Regions from separate parts of the Homo sapiens genome. Here all the other regions are linked to region 3. A link is a loop called in an ENCODE intact Hi-C map of the cell type or tissue named here. Cell type or tissue: B cell. All regions are shown on one strand. Each heading gives the region's core, and the rest is flanking DNA. Links, peaks and the distances in the headings are about the cores only.

What was found. Peaks named below come from ENCODE experiments on the same cell type or tissue, not always from the same donor. Only the 100,000 strongest peaks of a DNase experiment are listed, where the experiment ranks them.
Region 1: a loop joins it to region 3, with 12 times the contacts of the local background. A loop is called at or near these places in 6 of 110 quality-filtered maps.
Region 2: it touches region 3 in a loop (14-fold over the local background); 26 of 110 quality-filtered maps call a loop at or near these places.
Region 4: it touches region 3 in a loop (3-fold over the local background); 25 of 110 quality-filtered maps call a loop at or near these places.

What each region holds. Positions count from the first base shown.
Region 1 is chr1:157,859,407-157,864,059 of GRCh38, reverse strand. It overlaps the pseudogene MRPS21P2. Among named protein-coding and RNA genes, the nearest start is that of CD5L, 20 kb to the right of the region's middle. In B cell, for the core only: no CTCF peak of the experiment used is centred there; a DNase peak (open chromatin) is centred at 1,701.
Region 2 is chr1:157,688,887-157,693,780 of GRCh38, reverse strand. FCRL3 (Fc receptor like 3) reads left to right here. Exons shown (of 15, transcript NM_052939.4): 9 at 3,248-3,526; 10 at 3,864-3,983. Among named protein-coding and RNA genes, the nearest start is that of FCRL3-AS1, 4.1 kb to the left of the region's middle. In B cell, for the core only: CTCF peaks have their summits at 2,098 and 2,299 (motif pointing right); a DNase peak (open chromatin) is centred at 2,270; H3K27ac peaks cover 1,727 bases.
Region 3 is chr1:157,578,179-157,583,072 of GRCh38, reverse strand. FCRL4 (Fc receptor like 4) reads left to right here. Exons shown (of 12, transcript NM_031282.3): 7 at 1,429-1,542; 8 at 2,725-2,752; 9 at 4,221-4,303; 10 at 4,531-4,599. Among named protein-coding and RNA genes, the nearest start is that of FCRL4, 17 kb to the left of the region's middle. In B cell, for the core only: CTCF peaks have their summits at 2,487 and 2,686 (motif pointing left); DNase peaks (open chromatin) are centred at 1,555 and 2,682.
Region 4 is chr1:157,702,725-157,707,618 of GRCh38, reverse strand. No RefSeq gene overlaps it. Among named protein-coding and RNA genes, the nearest start is that of FCRL3, 4.4 kb to the right of the region's middle. In B cell, for the core only: no CTCF peak of the experiment used is centred there; a DNase peak (open chromatin) is centred at 2,538; H3K27ac peaks cover 2,010 bases.

The DNA.
Region 1 (4,653 bases), core at 141-2,640, 280 kb before region 3:
GAGGCTGGTGGATCACGAGGTCAGGAGATGGAGACCATCCTGGCTAACATGGTGAAACCCTGTCTCTACTAAAAATACAAAAAAATTAGCCGGGTGTGGTGGTGGGCCCCTGTACTCCCAGCTACTCGGGAGGCTGAGGCAGGAGAATGGCGTGAACCCGGGAGGCGGAGCTTGCAGTGAGCAGAGATCATGCCACTGCACTCCAGACTGGGAGAGAGAGCAAGACTCCGTCTCAAAAACAAACAAACAAACAAACAAACAAAAAACAAAAAATTAGCCGGGCGTGGTTGTGGGCGCCTGTAGTCCCAGCTACTTGGGAGGCTGAGGCAGGAGAATGGCGTGAACCCGGAAGGCGGAGCTTGTAGTGAGCCGAGATCGCGCCACTGCACTCCAGCCTGGGCGACAGAGCGAGACTCTGTCTAAATAAATACATAAATACAAAATTAGCCAGGTGTTGTGGCAGGCACCTGTAATCCCAGCTACTTGGTAGCCTGAGAGGCAGGGAGAATTGCTTGAACCTGGGAGGCGGAGGTTTCCTACAAATCTCCTTTGCAGGAAATTTGGTTAAAATCCTTTGATACTTAATTAACGGACCATAAAATGAATGTGTCTTGAATATATTCTGTATCCACTTGAAATATACATTCTACATTTGCTGAATGTAGTGTTATATAAATATTAAGTAAAGTTAATTGATAGTACTGTTCATTTTCTACATCCTTAGTGATTTTTTGTCTTCCTTTTTTACATGGACTAATTAGTTCTGTGAAGGTAAAATGAAGAAGAATGAAACAACAGAGAGAACAACATGTATTTAGATCATAAAGAGGAATAAAGTGTGTAAATAGACTTCTGTCTCATCACTCCGCTGGAAATGCCAGTTAGCTGAATCCCAGCAGTGGGCACAGGTTAACTTCTTAGCCAAGAAACTCTTAAAACTCTATACAAAATCAGCATCTGAAGGGATGTCCCACCAGCTCTTCAGTTTCAGTGTACCTAAGCAAAGCTTGGCATAAATTTCTACCCTTTATCTGGTCTATCTACTCTATTAAAGTCCCTGTCTGATTACAGTGGGAACTTTCTCCAGTGCCGTATCTCATCACATTCTCCATATAATTGCTACATCTTAGCATAGTCGAAGGCACCTAACAGGTGCTGAATTAATGCTGAATGAATTCATGAAACACTGCCCCCTTACCTGAGTCATTGGCCATGACCCATTCAGACTACTCCCCAGAAGAAACATTCCTGAAATCCTATCTATAGCAAGACCCCGGATAGTTTGACAGTCCTGTGGAAGCAGGCTGATCCCAAGAAGACTGTAATACTGGAAAACAATCATGTCCAGGTGGTAGAGCTAGGACTCCAGGCCTTGCAAAAGATTGGGACTCAAGCAGGAGGAAGTGCACACGGAAGACTTAGGTAGTGACTAGGCATGACTCACGTTCTTCTTTGTCCTCATTCACAATAGGGGTAGCCTCAGAACACCATATTCTGCTGTGCAGTTTGTGCCATGTACACCTCCTAGGGAAGTTGGGGTAGGTACCATTCACATTGTGCTCAATGGGACTGACTGACTCTGCTGGAATTGTGCAGCGTACAACCAGGATGACCCTATATGGATCACCTAGGAACAGGGGCAAAGTAATAACCAGCAGAAGCCCTCACCTGGGTGGGTCAGCAGCTGAGCTTTATCTTTCAAAGAAAAAAATAAGTTTTATCTGTAACAGCAGAGGGCATTCTACTATAATGGATCCTTGAACTTATTATGAGAGGCAGAGCCAACTTTTCAGAAATGAATTTACACCATCCTATCAGCTATGGAGGATTTTTTTTTTTTTTTACTTTCAACAAATTTTTCATTGTAGTAAAACAAAATTTACCATCTTAACCATTTAAGTATACAGTTCAGTGGCATTAAGCACATTCACCTTTTTGTGCAACCATGATCACCATCCATCATCCATCTCCTGTTTTTGTTTTTGTTTTTGATGGAGTCTCACTCTGTCACCTGAGCTAGAGTGCAGTGGCGTGGCCTTGGCTCACTGCAACCTCTGCCTCCCGGGTTCAAGTGATTCTCCTGCTTCAGCCTCCGAAGTGGCTGGGACTACAGGCGCCTGCCACCATGCCTGGCTAATTTTTTTTTTTTTTTGTATTTTTAGTAGAGACGAGGTTTCACCATGTTGGCCAGGCTGGTCTCTCGAACTCCTGGCCTCAAGTGGTCCGCCCGCCTTAGTCTCCCAAAGTGCTGAGATTACAGGCATGAGCCACCATGCCCAGCCATCATCTTCTGAACTTTTTCATCTTCCCAAACTGAAACTCTGTGCCCATTAAACAATAACTCCTCATTGCCCCCTCCTCCAGCCCCAGCAAACACCATTCTACTCCTAGACTACTTTCAGACTCAGTTTCTTCTTTCACTTAATAAGAGAGGGTCCACTGCTGACTAATGGGATTGTTTCTATATGTGGAGTCCTTCTTGCAAACATGTGATTGAGTTTATTGTAGAGAACGGTAATAGGAAATGGGATTGTAGAAAGAAAAGAGATGGAGACAAATTTGGATGAGGGTTTCATACTGGGTGTCCCATCCACAGGCCTCAGCAGCCCTGCCACGGATCTACCCAGTTCTTTTGCATCAAGAAGTTGATCTTGCGAGCCATTTCCATGTTATAGATCTGCCAGCACCTTTTATAGCTTTTCCTCTGTCGCTGGCGGCATGGCTTTTCATTATACCATGGACATTTAATGTCCTCAAGGAGCCCATCCACAGTGAGGATTCTGTTTAGGGTCCTGTATGCACCTTCCACGTTTCCTTCCTGTACCATCTCAGTCCTGGCGGTGAATTTCAGATGTTTTGCCATGACCTTGGATTTAAGTCTCCACTCTGCAGAGCCTGGCACGCTCAGTACCTAGTCAACCCCGGCTATGGAGGATTTAAAGTTGCTTTAGAAATATGTGTGTTTGCCAGTTGGCGGGACTGTAAACCAGTTCAACCATTGTGAAAGACAGTGTGGCGATTCTCAAGAATCTACAACTAGAAATACCATCTGACCCAGCCATCCCATTACTGGGTATATACCCAAAGGATTATAAATCATGCTGCTATAAAGACACATGCACACGTGTGTTTATTGCAGCACTATTCACAATAGCAAAGACTTGAAACCAACCCAAATGTCCATCAGTGTTAGACTGGATTAAGAAAATGTGGCACATACACACCATGGAATACTATGCAGCCATAAAAAGATGAGTTCATGTCCTTTGTAGGGACATGGATGAAGCTAGAAAACATCATTCTGAGCAAACTATCGCAAGGACAGAAAACCAAACACCGCATGTTCTCACTCACAGGTGGGAAGTGAACAATGAGAACCCTTGGACACAGGGTGGGGAACATCACACACCGGGGCCTGTCATGGGGTGGGGGAGGGGGGAGGGATAGCATTAGGAGATATACCTAATGTAAATGATGAGTTAATGAGTGCAGCATACCAACGTGACACATGTATACATATGTAATAAACCTGCACGTTGTGCACATGTACCCTAGAACTTAAAGTTTAATAAAAAAAGAAATACGTGTTTGCTTTCTCCAATTGTAAAATATTTTAAACAATTTTTGTTTTATTTATTTGCTTATAGGTTATATATTTACATGGCTCCAAACTTAAAATGTATAAAAGATCATGCACTCCTATCCTGTAGTTTTTATCTTTTGGAAGCAACCTATCTTATCAATTGCTTAAGTAATACTTCAGAGAAATTTTATACATAAACAGATAGCTAAGTACATATATGTTTGCTTCTCATTTTTGTACAAATGGCTGCACACTATACACATTTTACTGTATCTTGCTATCTTCAGTAAACAAGAAGTCTTAAAGATTATTCTCACCAGTATATAAAAAATTTATTCACTTTTATAGCTGAATAATATCCCATCACAAGGATGTAACATAAGTTATTTAAACTTTCCTCTTGATGGACATAAAGATTGTTTCCAATTGTTACCTATTTCAAATAATAATGCAGCTAATTAATTTAATTACATGCTGACTGGAATGTGAACCCCATTGAGAAAGAAGAGTTTTTGTCTGTGTTAATCACTAATGGATCCCCAGTGTCCACAGCAGTACCTTGTACATAGTAGCTGATCAATAATTATTTGTGGAATCAATCCACTATTTCATATATACATCCACATCTATCTATGCCTATATCTATATTTTGACCAACCGTATCTACCCATTTATCTATCTACCCTCCAATATAGAACATACATCACACCAAGAAATTCTCTTATCCCTCCTTCTGTTCAGTACACATTTCTCACCCTGGAGCAACTTTTTTCTGATTTTTACTACTATCAGTTAGTTTTGCTTGATGTTAGACATCATATAAATGGAATCATACAGTGTATTCTTTTTTGTTCTGCTTTGTTTCATTTGATATAATGTTTGTGAAAATCATTCATGTTGTTGTATGTAACAGTAGTTTACCTTTTAAAATTGTTAAATATTTCACCACTATATGAATATATTGAAATTTATTTATCCTCCTGTTAACGAACGTTTAGGTCATTTCTAGTTTTTGGCTATGATGAGTAAGATCATTATATGCATTTTTGTACAAGTCTTTTTAGGACATA
Region 2 (4,894 bases), core at 1,222-3,721, 110 kb before region 3:
GTGATACCATGTCAACGAAAGGAAGAAAGAAAGAAAGAGAGAGAGAGAGAGAGAAAGGAAGGAAGGAAGGGAGGAAGGAAGGAAGGAAGGAAGGAGAGAAAGAAAATGAAATAAACAATATTTTAAAATCTTTGATTTAGAATATTTGACTAAAATTATTATAATTGAATATGCTTCATTTACTTTGAAAATCTTAGTTTACTTATGGTGGTACAATTATTTGAGGTTTGGTTCTGAGTTTGGCCTTATTCCTATTAGTTTTAGTGTCTGTTACTGCTTAAAGCTTTATCTTACCAATATATCTACATCCAAGTGGAAGCAGATCATCACTGCTGCTCTTTCAATTCCATGATACTCATTTTTCAATCCCATAGTCTAACTATGCAAGGGTTTTCATTGAAATTTGGTTAATAAGTTTATGTTTTTGTTGATGTTCATTAGTTGTTCTTGTAAAGTAAGTAGGAAGTGCTGCATGTTGAATTTCCTTTTTTTTTTTTTTTTTTTTTGAGATGGAGTCTTACTCTGTTGCCCTGGCTGGAGTGCAGTTGCACTATCTCAGCTCACTGCAACCTCCACCTCCCAGGTTCAAGCGATTCTTCTGCCTCAGCCTCTCCAGTAGCTAGGATTACAGAGGCAGGCTACCACGCCCTGCAAATTTTGTATTTTTAGTAGAGACGGGTTTTCGTCATGTTGCCCAGGCTGGTCTCGAACTTCTGAGCTCAGGGAATCTACCCGCGACAGCCTCCCAAAGTGCTAGAATTACAGGCATGAGCCACCACGCCCAGCCACTGCATGTTGAATTTCTATCGAACATGTTTAAACTTTGGTTGCCATGTTCTGTTTCCATGGATTTTTAAAGGTGCAGATATAAATTTTTAAAGTTGACATACTTACATTTTCTGGTAATAAGACGACATAGAAATGTAAATATTTTTAAACAACTATTTTCCAAAATATTATCTCCATAGCATAAGTTTAGAAAAGCATTAGCAATATGAAATACTGTTAAAAGTCACTTTTTAAAGTGTTTGCTAAGTATTAACATTGTCAGTAGCCACTGATCACCAAAAAGTCAACAAAAATTAAATACTAATCTTTCTTCATGGAAAAACACGTAACGTATCTTTACATTTAATTCCTCTTTTTAGAACTTTGCCACAAAATAAGTGAACTTTCATGTGATACAAAAAGGTTTGAGGTCACTCCCCAATCTCATTACAAAGCATTGTAAATCTTTTATGATTTGGCCAGGCACAGTGGCTCATGCCTGTAATCCCAGCACTTTGGGAGGCCAAGGAAGGATTGCTTGAGCCCAAGAGTTTAGACCAGCCTGGGCAACATGGGGAAACCCTGTCTTTACTAAAAATACAAAAGAATAGCAAGGCGTGGTGGCATGATCCGGTAATCCCAGCTACTCTGGAGGCTGAAGAAGCAGGATCACTTGAGCCCAGGAGGTCAAGGCTTCAGTGAGTCATGATTGCACCACTGTACTCCAGGCTGGGCAACAGAGTGAGACCCTGTCTCAAAAAAACAAAAAAAGAATACAGAAATTAAATTAAAAAATAAAAAATATATTTTATGATTTAAATTAAAATAATCTGTAAAAACACTTAAGTAGCCAATTAAAAGGGCATTATGTTCCATATGCTGAGAGTTAACTAACAAGCCAAGGCACTGCTGTCCCACCCTCCGTGCCTGGGTGGCCCTGCCTTCATAAAAAACGCTGTCCTATCCCAATACACAGTGTGACATCTACCTGAGCAAGAGCACCACCATGAATATTAGTAAAGCTGAATATCTTTTTAAATTTCAAGCTCAAAAAGAAATACTCTTAAATGTTCTCATATTTTCTTCTTACACTTCAATCTGGTGTCTTATAGCCCATCTTGGAGACCACTTAAGTTGACAATAACCATGGTCTTTTTCAGTCTTCAAGTTCTTTGATTTTAGGGGAATATGCATTCAGAACCAGAGGTCCCATGAGCCCTAGAGGAGGGGATGCAAGAGGTTGGAAATCTCTCTTTCCAGAATACGAACACCCAGAGACATGAGTGAAAGGCACAGTGAGATCACAAAGCACCATACAAAAGACTCACCCCTGAGGCCCTCTGCATCCCGCCCAGGTCACTTCATATTTAGAGGCTATACAGAAGGGACAAATTCAAACCATCTGTTTCAATTTAGCAGGAACTCTACACTTCCAATATCAGGACTTGGCACCTCTATCCTGATGAGGCAGCTGGTGCTATCTTTCTTGCAGCCAGCAGATGGCTCATTTTCAAGTTTAATCATTGCCATTCAGTGAATAGTTTCCACATTCACACTCATTCCCTTTAGCCCATCTGCGATGGAAAGCAGAGCTTAAGATCCTTATCAAGTTACCCTTGCCAATAAAGCACACGGCTTATATCTAAAGCACTACACACAGATTGGTTCATCCAGTTTTCCTCACAACTTTGCAGAACCAGCAATCTTACAGTTAACATTCGATATTAAGGGCTTTCTATTCTTCCCACTATGCCATTTCTTTAATTGTTCATTAAAATAGAAATCATTGTTGCTAGAGCTATATCTGGATTTTTTTTGACAGTTTGGTTCACTTCAGTTTTCCATTCAATCATCAATTATTGAGCATAAATTTTATATGCCAGGCAAAGTTCCAACAGCTATAAATACAGCAACGAACAAACAGATAATTCTCCATCCTATTGGGGAATCATATAAAACAATGATGATAGATAGATACATACATACATACATACATACATACATACATACATAGACAGATGTCAGGTAGTGCTAAATGCTATGTAGAAAAATAAAGCAAGGTGATTAGGTAGAGAGTAATGGGTCCTGCCTTTAGATAGGTATGGAAGTCTCAGTCTTAGAGCTAAGATTCAGGTGTAGGAATTTTAGAAACCTTGATTTTAGCTATATTTTTATCAATAATAATAACCAATTTTTATAGTACTTTACATGCAATATGATTTTTATTACAATAGCTTGAGATATAATGTATCATTAACTCAGTTTTACAGAGGAATAAACTAAGACTTAGAGAAATTAAAAAGTTCTTAAAAAATCAAGCTTATAGAGCTAATAAAGGATAGAGACAGGATTGAAGCCCAGGTTCTCCAGAATCCAGGTGCATGTTCCCGCAACTCAACTATGCTGCATATTCCTTTATTAAGTTCTCTTGTATACCTACTTAAGTAAAACTGCCAGTGAACTATTTTTCCTCCCTCAGTTCCGGTGTCTCGCCCCGTCCTCACCCTCAGGGCTCCCGGGGCCCAGGCTGTGGTGGGGGACCTGCTGGAGCTTCACTGTGAGTCCCTGAGAGGCTCCTTCCCGATCCTGTACTGGTTTTATCACGAGGATGACACCTTGGGGAACATCTCGGCCCACTCTGGAGGAGGGGCATCCTTCAACCTCTCTCTGACTACAGAACATTCTGGAAACTACTCATGTGAGGCTGACAATGGCCTGGGGGCCCAGCACAGTAAAGTGGTGACACTCAATGTTACAGGTGTGTTAATAGTACCTGGGCTAGAGGTCACAGTTATGGTAAATAAAATAGTTATCTGACAGATTGTACAAATTCTACTAGCACCAAGGAGGTTTTGAACATGCACACGAAGGCTTGGGACTTCTGGAGATTGGTACTGATTTTATATGGGAGAGGGAAAGGAAATACATTTTAATCTTAGATGCTGGAGAATACCTTTCATATGCCATAGTTTTGAAAATTACAAATGATGCTACAGGAGGAATCAGAAACTGGAACACACTCACCCTACTTGCATGATTTTGTCTGTATCCAAAACCTGTGCCACTGAAACTCAAGTACAGCTCCCTCCACTCAGGAACTTCCAGGAACAGAACAGGCCTTACCGCTGCGGGAATCACGGGGCTGGTGCTCAGCATCCTCGTCCTTGCTGCTGCTGCTGCTCTGCTGCATTACGCCAGGGCCCGAAGGAAACCAGGTGGGTGTCTAGGTCCTACCTTGTGATGTGATTTTGCCGTTGCTATAATAATTTGAAGTTGTCTGGTGCACCCTATAAAGGTCAAGTATTCCCTTCCAAGTACTAGGCCCTCAGTTCCACTACTCACTGTCACTCTGTAGGCAATTGTAGCAAAAACAATAGAATAAACTTCTCAATAAAATTTTTACCTCATGTGTTTAATTTGAGATTTATATTAGGTAGCAGAGTTTTGCTTCCAATTAAAAATTAGAAAATTAATTAACTCATGTTCTATCTCCCTAAGAAAGTCCTTCATTTGTAACAAAAAATAAATAAATCATCATAGAGGTGACCATAAACTCCGAGATATATTTGAATGCCAGCTAAATGTAGTGAAATTGGATAAAATAAATAAAGAATGCCAAAAATGAGATTAAAAATTCAATTTCCGATTGTTGCTAGTGTATAGAAACACAACTAATTTTAATATTAATTTTATATCCTGAAATCTTGCTAGACTGACTTATTAGTTCAGTATCTCTTTTGCAGATTTCATCAGATGTTCTATATAGATGATCATGTTGTCTGCAAAGAAAGATAGTTTAACTCTTTCCTTTCCAATATTAATTTCTTTTACTTCTTGTTCTTGCTTAATTGCACTGGTTAGAACCTCCTGTACAATGCTGAGTGCAAGTGGTGAGAGAAAATATTCTTATCACATTCCAGATCTTAGGGGGAAAGTATTCAATCTCTCCCCATTACAGATTACTTTAGCCATGGGTTTTTTTCAATGCTGTTTATCTGGTGGAGGAAGTCCCTCCTATTCCTAATTTGCTGAGAGATTTTACACAAATAAATTTTTGTAAAATGATTTTTCTACATTTATTGAGATAGTAATGAGATTTTTTTTAGTCTATTGATAAGGTGAATTT
Region 3 (4,894 bases), core at 1,371-3,870:
GATTTAGAATCTGTGCCTTTCTAACTGAGACAAAATTTCAATTACTTTCCCCAAAGTAGCCATTTCTTTTAGGAAATAGGGTTACCAGGAAGGTAGAGTAACTTGCTTTCTGCCCTTTGAGTCTAGAATCCTAGGCCTGGGTGTGGCTGATTCTGATTTTGCACCGGCGGATGCCCCAGCAGGCAATGGGGAAAGATTCAATACAGGATGTAGTGGCCAAGCCTCTCTGTCCTTAGATTTCTGTCCTGCTCTCCACCGTACTCTTTCAGCTGTTGTGGCTGGGAAGCTGGGCTGGCTGTCCACTGAATACTGTTTATTAGTGGAACCACTCATAGGTCAAAGGGCAGGTTTGTTGATATTGTTGAGGAGGGAAGGATAATATCAGAAATGTCACCAGCCACTCCTAGCCAATGGCTCCTCTGTGCCCAAAATCATAGATGAAAATAAACGGAAATCATGATCAGTGTTGCTGTTGTTCTACTACCTGCATGTTCTCTGTCAATTCTGTGGTACCTGTGTCTGAGGTCTGAATTTGGTTTACCTGGGGACCAAGAATACATATGGGAAAGTACCACGCCCCACTCTCCACTCTCTGTCCCTCTGTCATGCTTTTTGCTCTTTAGCGCATCACTACAGGGCACGGTATAAATTTATTTATTTGTTTATGGCTTGTCTCCCCTCCCTGGGTTATAAACTCAAGAGCCGGGACTTTAACGTCTTGTTCACTCTTGGGTCTTCAAGGGTTAGGTCAATGCCCAGCACAGGGCAGCCTCAGTAAATATTTGTTGTATAAATAAGTAAATTGAATGAAACCTCCTTTTCCGTGGATGAAAGGATAGGAGAACGGACCCCATGGAAATATCAAAAGCCCCTAACAATTTATTGATTATGTGTACTTTTCCATCCGTTTTTTTCTCTCCTGCCCTTCAGAGCACACAGGCACAGGCTTCTATGAGGAAGGAGGCTGATGCCATTTCATCGTGGTGTCCCAATGCGGAGCAATCTCAGAGTTACTGTTGGTTCAACTGGTGCCATAATCAGTGGTGCAATTTTCATTCTCTCTCAGGCAGTTTGCTGTTCCTAAGTTAGGTGCTGCCAAGCCATGATCCCACAGTATCTCTCCAGGTGTCTGGGGGCAATTTGCAGGAAGCCAGCTTACCAGAATACAACATTAGGATTTCCCCTAAATTGTTAGTTTCTAAAATGATTCACTGAAGGTAGAGGGAGCTGCTGTTTCCTCTTGCACTCAGGCCCTGGCCCACCCAATGTGAGCTTTTCTGGCCAAAACCTGGCCCAAGATGTCTTTATGAGACCTAGTCCTTTAGATTTTTCTCTCTTCCAGGGCTCGTTACCCAACCAAGCTGAGGAAAAGGCAATCCCAAACCCTGAACCTCTCCACTGAGATTCACACAGGTCCTTTCCCCTTAGAGACCCCAGGCAACAGAGATGGCCTTGTCGCCGCGGGAGCCACTGGAGGGCTGCTCAGTGCTCTTCTCCTGGCTGTGGCCCTGCTGTTTCACTGCTGGCGTCGGAGGAAGTCAGGTTTGTGCTCTTTTCTTTGCCACAGTTCCTGCCCTGTTCCTTCCCCTGAACTCAGCATGCAGACAGCCTTAGTGGCCACCAGGCCACCACTCCCAAGTCTCCACTCCCAAGTCTCCACTCCCAGCGTTCACACACACTCACGTCCGTCCCTTCCTTAAGGGGCAGTTTTGCAAACAGAAGCCATGAATGAGAGCTGCTCATATCTAGTCTGATTGGCTAAGTCTCAGTGAAGGGGAGGAAGAGTGAAATTTTTAATGTAAAGTTCCAAAAACTTTATCTGAACAGTTTACTTAGGCAGTTTCTTTGGTTCATATAGACTGGCCAGTTAGATACTTCAGCCTATCCTAAATCCACCATAAATGGAGATTCAGAATGAACTAAAGGCTCTGCAGAAATGATTGAGAATAAGAGCTGGCTAATTTTATCCTTCTGTCCCCTCAGGGGCTTTTCTGGGTCTGGCTTTTCAGGGGCTTTTCTGAGCAGGCTTGAGCCTGCCATCTGGTGCTCCAGTGGCCCCTCTCTCCTCAGGTCAGCCTCCCCTGCCTCTTGGAGATGGTCTGTCCCAGGCACTGTTTGCTGCGTGCTTCCAAAGACTTCTTGCCTCAGCCCACCTCAGGCTGGCTTTAGATGCCAAGAAACCTGGTGTAGAAGACAGGAGCAGAACCTTTTTCAGCTCTAGAATAATTACCCACATCCTTCAACTCTGTCTCTTAATTCAATTCAACTTTCCAGATTCCTGACAGCACCTTCTGTGTGTCCTGCATTGAACTGGAGGTAGGGAGCTTTGGACCTCTGACCAATTCTCCTTAGTGGGGCTGAGTCAGAGCCCAGTGCTCCTCTGGGCATGGCCACAGATGTTCCTCGAAGTTCACCCACAGCTCACTACTCTCCAAGTGACACTTTTGTTATATGTAATGTTTCCTGAGGGATTTCAACACAGACTTGAGTCTTAATAAATTCTCAGACAATTACATACTTAACTCAGGAGTGTGCAGTCCTGGCCTCAAAAAGTTATATGCTTTGTACAATCTTTTTTTCACCTCATTTTCATGAAAACCCAGGACTGGGCAGGTGTTTGAATTGACTGTCTTGATTACCTCTCTTAGATAGCTCCTGTTACATGAAGTCATTGAGAAAGAGCTCCCTCTGCTGACAAAAATGCGTCTTTGCTTTATTTTGCAGGAGTTGGTTTCTTGGGAGACGAAACCAGGTGAGACCTCAGTTTCTGCCATTCCTTTTTAGTTTCCCGAGTACACAATATGCAAAACTGTGGGGTTATGAAATTAGGTCAAGTTATACCTCTTTGGCCCTGTGGCTAGATACTTCCATTTTCACACTCCATGAATTTGTCAAAAATGAAGCTTCCTAGAACTTTGCTTGTCAGCTAATAGTTTGCAATACATGCAAAATAATAGATTTCTTATTTGATCTTAACCTACTCATCTAAATGGATAATACCAAAGGTTATAAAGTACAGAATATTTCTTGTACTATAATTAAGTTAGACAATGTGTTACTATAATTATGCATACAATGACTAGAGTCTAGATTTTCTACAAATGTTCTAGGTTTTCCAGAGAACTCTATGTTTCTAATAATCTTCTTTTTGCACCATACACGCATATATACTCATTAAACGTTATGTGCTTAACTTCCATTTGGAAAATACTGTCATCTTCCTCCTTCTATGTCAGTGTCTCAGTCTTAGGTAAGGAATAAGAGTGTGGATTATGTCTAATTCCTTCTTGGATTGTACAGACATTACAATGTAAAGACATTTTATGTATGTATGTATGTATGTATGTATGTATGTATGTATGTATGTATGTATTGTCACCCAGGCTGGAGTGCAGTGGCACGATCTTAGCTCATGGCAACCTCCGCCTCCCAGGTTCAAGTGAGTCTTGTGCCTCAGCTTCCAAAGTAGCTGGGATTACAGGCATGAGCCACCACATCTAGCTAATTTTTGTATTTTTAGTAGAGACCAGGTTTCACAATGTTGGCTGGGCTGGTCTCAAACTCCTGGCTTCAAGTGATCTGCCCGCCTCGGCCTCCCAAAGTGCTGGGATTACAGGTGTGAGCCACTGCACCAGGCCAACAGTAAAGTAAAGACATTTAATCACTACTTCCTGATGATGAAGAAGCCATTATGTATATATTTGAGACAGGATCTGGCTCTGTCACCCAGGCTGGAGTGCAATGGCATCATCTCAGTTTCCTGCAGTCTTGACCTGCCAGGCTTAAGCAATCCTCCCACCTCAGCCTCCCAAGTATCTAGGACTACAGGTGCATGTCACCATGCCTGGCCAACTTTATTTTATTCTGTGTAGAGACAAGGTCTCACTATGTTGCCCAGGCTGGAAAGCCAGTATTTTTTAACCAAACAAGAGTAATCATTCTGACTATGAGACGATGATTGTTACGATGATGTCAGAGACTCCCTAACCTTGTTTCCAGGCAGCCTGTCCATACCACAGCTCCAGGGTTTTTTTAAAAAGAACAGTCTCACTCTATATAGACCTATTGAAACTCTGATTAAACCATTCAGGCTTTCCAGTTCCCTACTGGCTGCTGACTTTCTCCAAATCCTCTTTCTCCTCTGCCGCTCTCCCTGGGTATCTCACTCTCCCGCATGTTACAGTGTTCCAGGGATTATTATGTGTTTCTGTGTCTCACAGGCTCCCTCCCGCTCCAGGCCCAGGAGAGTCCTCCCATTCCATCTGCCCTGCCCAGGTGGAGCTTCAGTCGTTGTATGTTGATGGTGAGGATTCCCTTCTAGGAAGCTGTTCCTGGCCTCAGCCATGGAAAGATAATGCGCTTTCAGCCCTGGGAAATGCCCCTGGACTCCCTAAAGTGTCCCAAATCCAGATATTCCCAGATAATTGTTCCATTATGTGTCCAAGAAGAGTGGAGATGATGCTTAGGAAGAGGCATCTGTAGCACTTTAATACTAACAGGAACAGCCTTGAAAATGTCTTTTCTTTCCAGTACACCCCAAAAAGGGAGATTTGGTATACTCTGAGATCCAGACTACTCAGCTGGGAGAAGAAGAGGAAGGTACGTCTTTGGGAAGAGATTCTGGCTGCAAACTATATTCATTCATTCAACAAATATTTACTGAGCACCTCCTATGTGCTAGGTATTCTTGTAAGTATGGGAAGTCAATCAGTAAACAAGGCAGACAAAAATCCCTGCAGTGGAGAGCTTAGATTCTAAGGAGGGAAGATAGGCACTGAAATACACACAGTATACTTTTGCTGATGATCAGGATGAAAATTAAGCATCCTTCTGATAGATATTGTGATCATTATAGTGTATGTACTAAGGTCTCCCTTAGGTCTGAATGAATAAA
Region 4 (4,894 bases), core at 1,356-3,855, 120 kb before region 3:
CTTTATAATAAAGTACACTATTCTTAGCTTTAATGTCCTGTATAAGCAAGCATCGCACATGAGGTAGCAGCATTCCTTCTCCTGCTTTCTGAGGATGCCCTACTTTGTAATTGAGTGGTTTCTTTTCTTTTTTCCCCAACTTTTATTTGAATTCCAGGGGTACATGTGTAGGATGTGCAAGTTTGTTACATAGGTAAACATGCATCATGGGAATTCGTTGTACAGATGATATCACCCAGGTATTAAGCCTAGTATTCATTAGTTATTTTTCCTGATGCTCTCTCTCTTCCCACCCCCCACCCTCCAACAGGCCCCAGTGTGTTCTGTTTCCCTCTATGTGTCCATGTGTTCTCATCATTCAGCTCTCACCTATAAGCAAGAACATGCAGTGTTTCGTTTGCTGTTCTTGCATTAGTTTGTTGAGAATAATGGCTTCCAACTCTATCTATGTCCCTGGAAAGGACATAATCTTGTTCCTTTTTATGGCTGCATAGTATTCCATGGTGTATATGTACCACATTTTCTTTATCCAGTCTATCATTGATGGGCATTTAGATTGATTCTATGTCTTTGCTATTGTGAATAGTGCTGCAATGAACATATGCATGCAAGTATCTTTATAATCAAATGATTTATGTTCCCTTGGGTATATACCCAGTAATGGGATTGCTGGATCAAATGGTATTTCTGCCTCTAGGTCTTGGAGGAATCACAACACTGTCTTCCACAATGATTGAACTAATATATACTCTCACCAGCAGGGTATAAGCTTTCCTTTTTCTCCACAACCTTGCCAGTATCTGTTGTTTTTTGACTTTTTGATAGTAGCCATTCTGACTGGTGTGAGATGGTATCTCATTGTAGCTTTGATTTGCATTGCTCTAATGATCAGTAGTGTTGAGCTTTTTTTCATGTGTTTGTTGGTCACATATATATCTTCTTTTGACAAGTGTCTGTCCATGTCCTTTACCCACTTTTTAATGAGGTTGTTTTTTATTTTTTTCCCTTGTAAATTTGTTTAAGTACCTTGTAGATGTTGGATGTTAGACCTTTGTCAGATGGTTAAATTGCAAATATTTTCTCCCATTCTGTAGGTTGTCTGGTCATTCTGATGATAGCTTCTTTTGCTGAGCAGAAGCTCATTAGTTTCATTAGATCTCACTTGTCAATTTTTGCTTTTGCTGCAATTGCTTTTGGTGTCTTTGTCATGAAATCTTTGCCTGCGCCTATGTCCTGAAGGGTATTGCTTAGATTTTCTTCTAGGGTTTTTATAGATTTGGGTTTTACATTTAAGTTCTTAATCCATCTTGAATTAATTTTTGTATATGGTGAAAGGAGGGGTCCAGTTTCAATTTTCTGCATATGGCTAGCCAGTTCTCCCAGCATCATTTATTAAATAGCGAATCCTTTCCCCATTGCTTGTTTTGGTCAGGTTTGTCAAAGATCAGATGGTTTTAGGTGTGTGGTCTTATTTCTGGGCTCTGTACTCTGTTCCATTGGTCTATGTATCTGTTCTTATACCAATACCTTGCTTTTTTGTCACTGTTGTCTTGTAGTATAATTTGAAGTCAGGTAGTGTGATATCTCCAGGTCTGTTCTTTTTGTTTAGGATTGTCCTGTCTATTTGGACTCTTTTTTGTTCCACACACATTAAAAAAATTTTTTTTTCTAATTCTGTGAAGAATGTCAATGGTAATTTAATGGGCATAGCATTGAATCTATAAATTGTTTTTTCATGATATCAGTTCTTCCTATCCATGAGGATGGAATGTTTTTCCATTTCTTTGTGTCATCTCTGCTATCCTTGAGTAGTGGTTTGTAGCTCTCCTTGAAGAGGTCCTTCACTTCCCTTGTTAGCTGTATTCCTAGGTATTTTATTCTTTTTGTGGCAATTGTGAGTAGGAATTCATTTATGATTTGGCTCTCTGCTTGTCTACTGTTGGTGTATAGAAATTCTCATGATTTTTGCACTTTGATTATGTACCGTGAGACTTTGCTGAAGTTGCTTATCAGCTTAAGAAGCTTTTGAGCTGAGATGATGGGGTTATCTAGATATAGGACCACGTTATCTGCTAACAAACATAGTGTGACTTACTCTCTTCCTGTTTGAATACCTTTATTTCTTTCTCTTGCCTGATTGCCCTGGCCAGAACTTCCAATCCTATGTTGAATAGGAGTGGTAAGAGAGGGTATCCTTGTCTTGGGCCGGTTTTCAAGGGGAATGCTTCCAGCTTTTGCTCATTCAGTATGATATTGGCTGTGGGTTTCTTATGCCCTAGGATGCAAGGTTCAACATATGCAAATCAATAAATGTGATTCATCCCATAAACAGAACTAAAGACAAAAGCCACATGATTATCTCAAATGCAGAAAAGGCCTTCAATAAAATTCAACATCTCTTCATGTTAAAACCTCTCAATAAACTAGACATTGAAGGAACCTATGTTAAAATAACATTTTGTGTCTTTCTTTTCCATTGAATCTATTCAAAGCATCTTGATTTTCACTTCCTCTTTGAGTGAAGTGCTCCTGACACCTCAGCTCTGAATTCAGTGAGGGACCTCTTATGTGACACAGCATCTACTCTCTCAAGTGAGCAGACCAACCTCTGCTTGATATGGAATTGTACTGGCCTAAGAAGACTGTCTCCTAGGGAATATTTTCACCTTGTACTTACATTTAGTTCAGTTAGAAAATATAACTGACCAGGTGTGTTTCCTCACACCTGGAGCCCCAGCACTTTGGGAGGCAGAGGTGGGTGGATTGTTTGAGTCTAGGAGTTCAGGACCAGTCTGGGGAGCACAGCCCCATCTGTATATGAAAGAATTAAAAAATTAAGCCACCTACAATAACTATGTAATCATGTCAGTAATTGTTTAAATGTTTTCCACCCTTGAGCCAAGAGAATGCCACATGAATTCAAGAGTAATCCATCCAGTTTGCTGCTTGGACCTGAAAGCAGGGTGAGATTTGGGGTGACTGAGACATGGGAAGCTTTTCTAGGCTTCATTCTAGCAATTTAAAACTAGATTCTCATTGGTGTTTTGTAGCATACAAGGAATCTTGGAGCCAAAAATATTATTCCAGTCACCAGTGCCTAAAAATGCTTTAGAGATTTCTATTTTTGCCCCTCCCTCCCCCCAAAAAAAACAAAACAAAAGACTATCTGCTTCAGCTATGACTACCTAGAAAATGTGACTGTGCCTACTGTGGGCCTCTGTTGAACCATCTTGCAGCCCCCAAAGTTCTGTTGCCAGGCAGCACTTGTGTCCTTCCAAGCACTTACTGCCCATACGTAAGCCCTTGCCTTGTCTGTCCCTGCTTACAAGGGCTTCGCAGCAATCTTGAAGGCCCTCACAAGTTTCTTGTGCCTTTTGCTTATTGACATTCATGGGTACAGTCCTGCCTCTATAGAAACAACCACTGACCTATGAACAAAGCCACCACAAGTCGTGTCACAAAACCATATGCCCTAAGACTGCAAGCATCTTGCCCAGGCTCAGTAGTTAAGTATAAAAGGTGGCTCAGAATAGGCCTCTACAATCTGGAAAATGCCCGTCTCTCTTACTAAACAAATCCCAAGGCTGAGAATGACAGGATCTCTTCCCACCAAAAGCCTCTCCTTGTAAATATATAGCTCTCATACATTTGTTCTTTTGTTTTTAGTTCTTTTACATCTAAACCCATGCCCCAATTGTTTGTGTCTCTGAAAATTTGCTCTGGAACTTTAGACTCCCTCACTCCCTCCCCACTTAAATCTCCACACAGGGGAAGGCGTATACTTGTTCATAAACCCTTCTGCCAGTAGAGTTGCATCCAGGGGGAAGAGCATGGAGTTAAGTTTAGCATGGGGCCAGGTGCGGTGGCTCATGCCTGTAATCCCTGCACTTTGGGAGGCCGAGTGGGTGGATCATGAGGTCAGGAGATCGAGACCATCCTGGCCAGCATGGTGAAACCCAGTATCTACTAAGAATACAAAAATTAGCTGGGCGTGGTGGCACGTGCCTATAGTCCCAGCTACTCGGGAGGCTGAGGCACCAGAATCGCTTGAATCCAGGATGCAGAGTTTGCAGTGAGCCGAGATTGTGCCACTGCACTCCAGCCTGGGCAACAAAGTGAGACTCTTTCTCAAAAAATTATAGTAATAATAATAATAAGTTTATCATGACTCAATTATTCTTCCCAAATTTACTGATCACATAAGGCACGTCACTTCTTCCAGGATGGAGTGAGTTAAGGAGCAGAAGGAGGAACAGGAGTAGGAGTTGCATGCACATGGAAGAAAATAGATGTCCCCCCAACACAACCATTCATTAATATATTCAGGCAAATGAAAAGTTATTCTGTTCAATTAGATTTGGCGTATTTAGCAAATAAAAATATGGGACTCCTAGTTACATTTGTATTTCAGATAAACAGTGACTACTTTTTAAATGCAATTATATCCTGATATGGCTCCATGTCTCCACCCAAATCTCATCTTGAACTGTACTCCCATAACTCCCATGTGTTGTGGGAGGGACCCAGTGAGAAATAATTGAATCCTGGGGACAGTTTTCTCCATACTGTTCTTCTGGTAGTGAGTAAATCTCACGAGATCTGATGGTTTGATAAGGGGAAACCCATTTCGCTTGGCTCTCATTCTCTCTTTGCCTGCTGCCATTCATGTAAGATGTGACTTGCTCCTCCTTGCCTTCTGCCATGATTGTGAGGCCTCCCCAGCCATGTGGAACTGTAAGTCCAATAAACCTCTTTATTTTGTAAATTGCCCAGTCTTGTTACGTCTTTATCAGCAGCATGAAAACGAACTCATACATATCCCAAGTATTGTATGGAACATAATTATAGTAAAAATTATTTGTTTTTTATTTGAAATACAAATTTAAATGAGACC